Linked DNA regions of Homo sapiens: region 1 is linked to region 2. Evidence: read pairs that join two places in POLR2A ChIA-PET (ENCODE). Cell type or tissue: Caco-2. All regions are shown on one strand. Links, peaks and the distances in the headings refer to the core of each region. The heading gives the core; the rest is flanking DNA.

What was found. Peaks named below come from ENCODE experiments on the same cell type or tissue, not always from the same donor. Only the 100,000 strongest peaks of a DNase experiment are listed, where the experiment ranks them.
Region 1: POLR2A ChIA-PET joins it to region 2 with 5 read pairs; 2 of 35 experiments call an interaction of 5 or more read pairs at or near these places.

What each region holds. Positions count from the first base shown.
Region 1 is chr3:57,883,644-57,886,143 of GRCh38, reverse strand. All of the region lies in intron 14 of SLMAP (sarcolemma associated protein), which reads right to left. Among named protein-coding and RNA genes, the nearest start is that of FLNB, 120 kb to the left of the region's middle. In Caco-2, for the core only: no CTCF peak of the experiment used is centred there; no DNase peak of the experiment used is centred there.
Region 2 is chr3:57,824,612-57,831,947 of GRCh38, reverse strand. SLMAP (sarcolemma associated protein) reads right to left here. Exons shown (of 25, transcript NM_001377540.1): 3 at 418-565. Among named protein-coding and RNA genes, the nearest start is that of SLMAP, 72 kb to the right of the region's middle. RefSeq lists an enhancer at 1-252. In Caco-2, for the core only: no CTCF peak of the experiment used is centred there; a DNase peak (open chromatin) is centred at 4,517.

The DNA.
Region 1 (2,500 bases), core at 1-2,500, 57 kb before region 2:
CAACAGAGCGAGACTCCATCTCAAAAAAAAAAAAAAATTATATCTTTAAAAAAGTTTCTGCTTCTTGGGCGCATTGGCTCATGCCTGTAATTCCAGCACTTTGGGAGGCCAAGGTGGGTGGATCACGAGGTCAGGAGTTCGAGACCAGCCTGACCAACATGGTGAAACCCCGTCTCTACTAAAAATACAAAAATTAGCTGGGCATGGTGATGCACGCCTGTAATCCCAGCTACTCAGGAGGCTGAGGCAGAAGAATCGCTTGAATCTGGGAGGCAGAGTTTACAGTGAGCCAAGATCGCACCACTGCACTCCAGCCTGGGCGACAGAGCAAGACTCTGTCTCAAAAAAAAAAAAAAAAAAAAAAAAAAAAAAGAACCAAAAACCGAAAAGCAAAACAACAATAACAACAACAACAAAAACAAGATGGCCGGGCGCGGTAGCTCATGCCTGTAATCCCAGCACTTTGGGAGGCCCAGGCGGGCGGATCACCTGAGGTCGGGAGTTTGAGACCAGCCTGACCAACGTGGAGAAACCCTGTCTCTACTAAAAACACAAATTTAGCCAGTCGTGGTGGTGGGTGCCTGTAATCCCAGCTACTCGGTAGGCTGACGCAGGAGAATCGCTTGAACCCGGGTGGTGGAGGTTGTGGTGAGCCGAGATCGCACCACTGCACTCTAGCCTGGGCGACAGAACAAGACTCTGTCTCAAAAAAAAAAAAAACACAAAAACAACAACAACAAAACAAAACAAAACAACAACAACAACAAACAAGCTGGCTGGGTGCAGTGGCTCACGCCTGTAATCTCAGCACTTTGGGAGGCCAAGGCGGGCATCACCTGAGGTCGGGAGTTCGAGACCAGACTGACCAACATGGAGAAACCTTGTCTCTACTAAAAATACAAATTTAGCCGGGCGTGGTGGTGGGTGCCTATAATCCCAGCTACTCAGGAGGCTGAGGCAGGAGAATTGCTTGAACCTGGGTGGTGGAGGTTGTGGTGAGCCGAGACTGTGCCATTGCACTCCAGCCTGGGCAACAAGAGCGAAACTCCGTTTCAAAAAAAAAAAAAAAAAATTTCTGCTTCTTACCTTTTTCCTATTTCTTCCCTACTCACATTTTTCTGTGTGTGTTTTTTTGTTTGTTTTTTGGTTTGATCTCTGTCTTTGTCAAGAAAGAATTTCCTCAAAAGTCTGATCTTGGCTTTCTCTTCATATTCAAGGGTGAGGCAATAAGAAGCTGACAAAGTCTTACATGCATTTGCAGGGCTTATTACACCCACTGGGCCACACAATGGCAGTTTGTTGGGAGACTTTTATTTTTTTATTTTATTTTTTTTTGAGACAAGGTCTGGCTCTATCACCCAGGCTGGAGTGCAGTGGCGTGATCTCTGCCCACTGCAATCTCCACCTTCTGGGCTCAAGCCATCCTCCCACCTCAGCCTCCCAAGTAGCTGGAACTACAGGTACACACCACCATGCCCGGCTGATTCTTTGCATTTTTTGTAGAGACGTGGTTTCGCCATGTTGCCCAAGCTGGTCTCGAACTCCTGAGCTCAAGCAATCTGCCCACCTTGGCCTCCCAAATTGCTATTTAAGTTATTTAAACACTTTGGGACAGTTTAAATATCAGTATCAATATGTGTTTCTCTTTGTCTGATTGGTTTCTCTGGAGTAGAGCCCTGCAGCTGCCTTTCTGGGGAATATAAGCCTGTTGACGAGCATTCTGATTCAGTACAGAGACTTTCATTTAACTCTCCCACTTTTCCCCAGTGAGATGCTCATACCTACCCCCTCAGACATATCTGAAATACCCCAGTCTACAGACTCTCCATTTCAGCCTCCAGAGAGCAAACCTTCAGTCTTTCTGAATAAAGAAAGAGATACTTGTCTGTCTGCATGGACAAGAATACAAAGTATCAGCCTGGTGTGGTGGCTCACGCCTATAATCCCAGCACATTGGGAGACCGAGGCAGGCAGATCGCTTGAGCCCAGGAGCTCGAAACCAGCCTGGGCAACATGACAAAACCCTGTCTCTACTAAAAATAGAAAAATTAACTGGGTGTGGTGACGTATGCCCTTAGTCTCAACTACTTGGGAGGCTGAGATGGGAGGATCGATACCTGCGAGGTTGTGGCTGCAGTGAGCCAAGATCATGCCACTGTACTACAGCCTAGGCAGCAGAGATCCTGTCTCAAAAAAAAAAAAAAAAGAAAGAAAAGAAAAAAGAAGAAGAAAAATAAGAAAATAGTTCAAATTATTCCTTATATAAACTTTTAATCCTGTTTTTAGCAACCATGCATTCCTGCCCTACCTGACAGGTATTAAGTGCCCCTTAGCCACAGTTTTAACTTGGTTTTCTGAAGTTTCCTTTACCCCATTGCAGGCCTTCAGAAAAGAGAAAGTGGAAACCCATATCTCTTACTACTCAATTGTATGTTTCACATTTTCCAAAATTTTGTTGGCATCTATTATCCACTGTAGTCTTCTCTCCCATTCTCTTGTG
Region 2 (7,336 bases), core at 3,009-5,508:
ATGAGAAACTAAAATGTTTAAGACAGTAGAACAGGAAGACAGTAAGACCCTGGATCCCTGATGATCTCATTGAGTCAACTGAACAAATGAACCTATCTGCCTCCAGATCTCTCATTAAGTCTCATCATCAATAATAAATATCCTGTGATTTAAGCTTGTCTTGGTGGGGTATGCTGTCATTGCAGCTGACTGGTCCCTGACTGTGATGAAGAATATAAACTACTAAATAACACTTCAGAATTTAAAATTTTAGAAGAGCAATACGGAAAGTATGAGACTTTTAACTTTTCACTGTATATAATGCTGTATTTAAATCGCTTTCACAAGCATGTAATGTTTCATAATGTCAAGTAAGATAATAAAAAATTAAATAACCTTTAAAAGACAAGTAATAAAAAAAGTGATCCATACCCGTACCTTTCCGTGTATTCTCTGTCACGTCTACTCCAAACTGGATAATGTCACCGGAAAGAATTTCACATGGTGGACTTTCTTCAGAGCCTCGACTCAATCTCTGGCTATTTATAAAAGTACCATTACTACTTTTAGTGTCTTGAAGATAAAACTGCAAAAAAAAACAAAAACAAAAAAGGGCCAAATATTAATAGTAATAATTCCAAATGTACTTTTTAAAAAAATGCTTCCAGCTTTGCCAACTATTGCAAGTGAATTTTTCCCCTATTAATTCAAACCACTCATTTCAGCTAAGGTTCTCCTTTAATATATATGAAATTAGAATCTGAAAACTAGGTGATTTAAAATTCAGCTACATAAAACGGTACAACCTCTTTGGAAAAAGAGTTTGTCAGGTCCTCAAAATGTTAAACATAAAGTTAGTATACAACTCAGCAATTCCACTCCTAGGTATACATCCAAGAGAACTAAAAACATGTTCTCATAAAAACTTCTACACAAATGTTGGCATTATTCATAATAGCCAAAAAGGGAAAATAATCCAACTATCCATCAACTGATAAATGAATAAACAAATGTGGTAGACATTCATATAACTGAATATTATTTGGCAATAAAGGGGTGAAGTATTGATAACATGCTATAACATGAATGAACGTTTAAAACATTATGTGAAGTAAAAGAAGTCAGTCACAAAAGACTGATGTATTATAATGATTCATTTTATATGAAACATCCAGAATAGGCAAAGCTATACAGACAAAAAGTACATGAGTGCTTACAAAAGGCTGAAGTGGCAGGTAGGAATGGGATGGGTACAAGGTTTCTTTTTGAGATGATGAAAATATTCTAAAATTAGTGGTGATGGTTGTCCAAATTTGCTTCTCATCACTTGGGTAACCCTCCCTCTTTAAAAACAGAAAGGATAGCAGGAGGCACAAGAAGCCTACCTATTTATCACTTACAAATCCTTAAAAATTTCAGCACAACTGGGATCACACACAATAGACTTACTAGGAAGAGAACCACCAGTAAAAAAAGACGTACCTTTCTTTTTCGATTTTTCTACACTCTTCAGCCCTACTTATTTTAGTAACACATTTTCGCTGAATTTCTTCCTAAGGAAGAAAGGTAAAAAGACACCTAATACACTATATATCAAAATATACTTTTGCCATCAGGCCCTCATTTAACATTAAAGCTATGATAAAGATATTACTATTTTAGGCCAGGTGTGGTGGCTCACGCCTGTAATCCCAGAACTTTGGGAGGCTGAGGCGGGCAGATCACTTGAGGTCAGAGGTTCGAGACCAGCCTCGCCAACATGGTGGTGTATGGTGGTGTGGTGGCACGTGCCTGTAATCCCAGCTACTTGGGAGGCTGAGGCAGGAGAATCACCTGAACCCGGGAGGCAGAGGTTGCAGTGAGCCAAGATCGTGCCCCTGCACTCCAGCCTGGACAACAGAGCGAGACTCCATCTCAAAAACAAACAAACAAACAAAAAAAGATATTACTACTTTCATTTATAAAGGAAAAAAGTGAGATGCAGGTATATTAAGTATCTTTCAAAAGTCACAGAACTGGGGAACACAGAAGCAAGAGTTCAAATAAGAAAATTAAAAGGGCCATTTTTCCTCATTACTTCACAGGGGACACAGACTTTATGTTTCATTTATCCTTCACCCCTCCCACAGCTCTCTTCCAAAATTAAATACAACTAAAGACTAAGAAGCAATCTGCAGAAAATGTTCAAATTACATTTCATTTCATTAATTGGTAGCTGACAATATAAAGGCCACTAGGCTGTCTATAAATGACTTATTCTCTGTTTATAATTCAAAATAGACCAACTGTTACTTTGATTAGCAGTTTGTATATCTAATTACAGACGATTAATTAGAAAATTGTGTTGATATTTTAAATACATTTGAAACTTACAGGACTTAACATTTCACCCAGGGAGATAAGGACAGACAATACTTTCAAGTAGGAATATTTACCCTCAAAATTTTTTCTACACTGGAACTTAATGTTACATTGTATAAGAGAGTTTTTTTTTTAATAAATATATTCTTGGGAAATGTGGTAATGTCTGGATTCTGGTCAGGTTATTTTTAGTAATATGTGCCTGGGCAAGTTAAATAAGGGGATTATATGATATTTACAGTGGTTTTCAAACTTCAAGTTCTGATACATTAGTGGGTTACTAAGCCAATTTAGTGAGTTGCAACTAGCATTTTTTAAAAAAACATAAAATGGAACAGAATAAAAATAAAGAATACATGAAAAAAGGTTTATTACTGTTTAACAACACTGTTGAAAAACAAAAAGAAATATATGTACATATATATACAACATATATATGTATGTATATCAACACCTCATGTTTGTAGCTTCTATATAACTCTAAAACCACAACATATTTTCAAATTTAAAAGGTTTTACATCAGGGCCCAGACACAGTGGCTCATGTCTGTAATCTCAGCACTTCGGGAGGCCAAGGTGGGAGAATCACTTGAGCCCAGGAGTTCAAGACCAGCCTGGGCAACAAAGTGAGACCCCATCCCTACAAAAAAATACAAAAAATCAGCTGGGCATGGTGGTGCAGGCCTGTAGTCCCAACTACTCGGGAGGTTGAGCTGGGAGGATGGCTTGAGCCCTGGGAGGTTGCGGCTGCAGTGAGCCATAATCATGCCACTATACTCCAGCCTGAGCAACAGCATGAACTCCTGTCTCAAAAAAAATTTTTTTTCTTACATCAATATCAACCCAGGTTCTTTTCATTCTGACATGTCTATATTACCGTCCAAAGCATACCATGGTACCTTTGGCCTCCGTTTAGCTTGAACATATAATTTATATTAGTTGCTCGTTCTTCTTCTGCTTTCAACCTGCTAATGGCTTTCAAACACCTTAGAATAAAATCCGAAGTCCTTACCATTGTAGCCCTACAGGATCTGGTCCTGGTTCCCTCACAACTCAATCACTCCCACTCTTTTCCTTCTGCATCCTTTTCAGTTACACTAACTTCTATTCATCCCCCTAACCCTCTGTACTTGTATACAGCTACAGCACATTAGTTTAGTTCTCTACAGAAATATTTTCATTTATATAATTTAACCTTTTGCCCTTGGCTGTTTTGAAAGATTGACATATTAAAAAAAAGATTCTGTACCTCCTGTAAAACAATTTACCATTAATCAGTCTACATTATGTATAGAAGTTATTCTGTTTACTATCAGGTTAGGTTTCTAAGGTATAAAAATGTTAAACTAGGCTGGGCATGATGGCCTACGTTTGTAATCCCAGCACTCTGGGAGGCCAAAGCGGGTGGATCACCTGAGGTCAGGAGTTTGAGACCACCCTGGCCAACATGGTGAAACCCCATCTCTACTAAAAACACAAAAAATTAGCTGGGCATGGTGGTGCACGCCTGTTATCCCAGCTACTCGGCGGCAGTGAGGGGCTGAGACAGGAGAATTGCTTGAATCTGGGGGGCAGAGGTTGCTGTGAGCTAAGATCGTGCCACTGCACACTTCAGCCTGGGCAATAGAGTGAGACTCTGTCTCATAAATAAATAAATGTTAAACTGTTTGCAAGGGCCTAGAAAGGGAGTATGCTTATAGTCCCTGGGTACATTTCCAGCAAGTAGATATATTACTTGATCCTTTGTCAAATTCAAACCAGAAATATCCTTCTCCTCTATGCTGATAACCTTCTTCTATCAGGCTTTTATTCCCTCCTCTTAAAAGGAGTTTTGACCACATTAAAAAAGAAATAAAGAATCTGTTGAAGTCTTAACTATCTTTCTTTCCCAGTAGCCTAAGGAATGTCCTAGCAGCTGTAGTATTTGCATTAGCCACCAGACATTCACTTTGATGTTGAGCAGGTGAGTAAGGAGCTCTGAATTTAAAAACCCTGTGTGGCTTAAGGTGAAAGTTCAACAGCAGCACTTTCATTGTTTTAAGGTTTTAATTCTTTGATCAACTCCTTGCTTTCCCTGAATAAACTTTAAGTTCCCAACAATCAGGCATTGATGGTGATCCTTGAATTGAAAGGTTTACCCCTGTCTCATCAGTCACTTTTCCTTGTCTCTTGCTGATTAACTTCAATGACACAGGAACAGCACTTCACAGGTTGCACAATTTGCTCTTTGACCTTCAGAAAGTTCCTGCTATAGATGAATTCATTCCATAAATACATACATTTTGCATCACTTTCAACTTTGCTACAATCTGTAAATATTTTCATTTCCATTATAATGATACACTGATTCTTTTTAACTCTTTCTACATTGATAGGTTTTGCAATATCCAAACACCAACAGATGAATAACATTTGAAGTAAAGCTTCAGAACAAAGCACAAATATAGTAGACACACCACAGGCCAGGGGCCACAAACTCTAAGTCCATATAGGGGAGTTCTTAAGATATGAATGCAGAATAGATTCGAGGTAGATAGCAGATACTGCAACAAAAATTTTTAATCTCCTTGAATCACCACCTAAAATCAGAGTGACTAAGATAGCAAAACCAAAATCCCATGGGAAACATTTGTAACAAAAGTAGGTGACACAGTACCCACACAAACCCCAAAATAAGAGTGGGGAAGACCACCAAAAGCCACAAGACCTGCATGGAATCAGCATCTGTGCAGAAGGATACGTAAGGAAACAAAGGGGGCATTTGGGGGACTTGAGGACAACACCAAAATAGCTATTAGGTGTTCACTGGACAGTATGGAGGCCAACTGAAGAAAAGCTGGAAATGGGAATGGTGTGGCTCAATCCAATAACAAGTGAGTGCAGGGTAAGTTCCTAAAAAGGCTGGAACAGTCTGAGCCATATAAATTCTTAAAACCAACCTACCAACCAAAGCTACCTTCCAGGAATGGGCTCCAAACTGAGGGAAAACTGCTGGGAGTGGAACCAAAATTAAGCAGAACAGGGACAATAGAGACAAGGAAAGAAAAGGTTCAGATAAAAGTTGAGAAGGGGAAAGGAAGCCACCATATTTTTAAACATTTTACAAAAACAACAGAAGAGGGAGCTCTGTGAATTAGAAAAGTTATCCTGAACCATGACCCCTTTTTAAAGTTCAGGAAAACCAATTTCATATAAAAATTAGCAACAGAAATGTATCAAGGTCACATCCATACAGTTATTTTAAGAAAAAAGAGAATAAGGAGCAGAATAGTATCTTTACAGATAATGAAAAACAGACCTTGGGAAGAGATCAAAACTGTAAACTTCTATTTCAAAACAAGCTAAAAGACATTAGAAAAATAATTCAAGACATGAAAGAGCAAAATAAATCACAATTATACAACTCAAGAAAAGGTGAAATAACTCAAAAGAATAGAAGTAAAAGGAAAAATTCATTTTAGAAATGAATACAAATTAGAAGGCTCACAAGAGTGATTAAATATAACAAATAATGCCTTAGAGTAAATAAAAGGTTTTAAAAAGGGTAAAATTTTTTAAAACCATAAAGAATGAAGAAAGTGACATCAGCAAAATGCCAGAGTAGGCAGCTCCAAGCTCCCCATAGAAACACTGAAAAACAAGCAGAAACTATCAGAACCAACTTTGTTAAAAGTCTCGAAAACAGTCAAAGGTTTACAGCACCCAAGTAAACGCTGAATCAAGAAAAAGGCAATTAAAATATAGGAAAGCTTTGTGGCATTACTTACCCTAGTCCCATCCCCCTCTCCAGCACAAAATAAGTCTTGGAGACATCAGCCTGCATTCCCAGCGTGGGACACCCTGGTACCTAGTTCCAGAGGGAGCAGAGCAGACCTTAATCACAAATTATTTTGTCTAATTTTCACCTGTCTGGGGCTATAGGAAGAACTGGTGCAAGGCTTTCATCTTTGTTTTGCCTAACTCAGAACTCATCCAAGCTGTAAAAGTGGCTGGCATTGCTTTGTTAAGTGGGATTTACCCTAGGTGGTTCAACTTTAAAAAGGTATTTTATAATATAAAAATGTTTAAATGCCCCACATTTGTAGAAAATGAAAAAAAAAAAAAAAAGAAAACACACAATCATCTCAATGCAGAAAAGGCATTTGATGAAATATAAAATCTTTTCACAATAAAAGCACTCAGAAAGCTAACGTTAGAAGGGAACTTCCTCAACATGATAAAGGGCATTTATAAAAAACCAACAGCTAACATAATACTCAATAGTAAAAGACTGAAAGCATTCCCCATTGAGATCAAGAACAAGACAAGGATGCCGGCTTTCACCACTGCTGTTCAACACTGTACTAGAAGTTTCTTGTCTAGAAAGAATAAAAAAAAAAAAAGGCATTGAAATTGGAAAGGACGAAGTAAACTATGTTTATTCACAGATGACATGATCCTATATATAGAAAACCCCATAGAATTCACATGAAAACTATGAGTTAAACAAATCCAGCAAATTTGCAGCTTACAAGGTTAACACACAAAAAACAGTGTTTCTACATACCAGCAATGAATAATTCAAAAAGGAAATTAAGAAGACAATTCCATTTCCATCTAGAAGAATAAAATACCTATGAATAAATTTAACTGAGGAGGTAAAAGATTTTTACATTTAAAAACTGTAAAATATTGCTGAAAGATATTAAAGATGGTCTAAATAAATATAAAGATGTCCCCATGTTCATGGACTGGAAGTCTTAATACTGTGAAGGTATCAATATTTTCCAAAAAAATCCACAGATCCGGCACAATCCCTATCAAAATTCCAATGACCACCTTTTCTGCAGAAATGGAAAAGTCCATCCTCAAATTCATATGGAAATTGCAAGGGACCTTGAGTAGGCAATATAATCCTGAGAAAGAAGAACAAAGTTGGAAGATGCATATTTCCTGAATTCAAAACTTACTACAGAGGTACAGTAATCAAAACATTGTGTTACCGGCATACGGACAG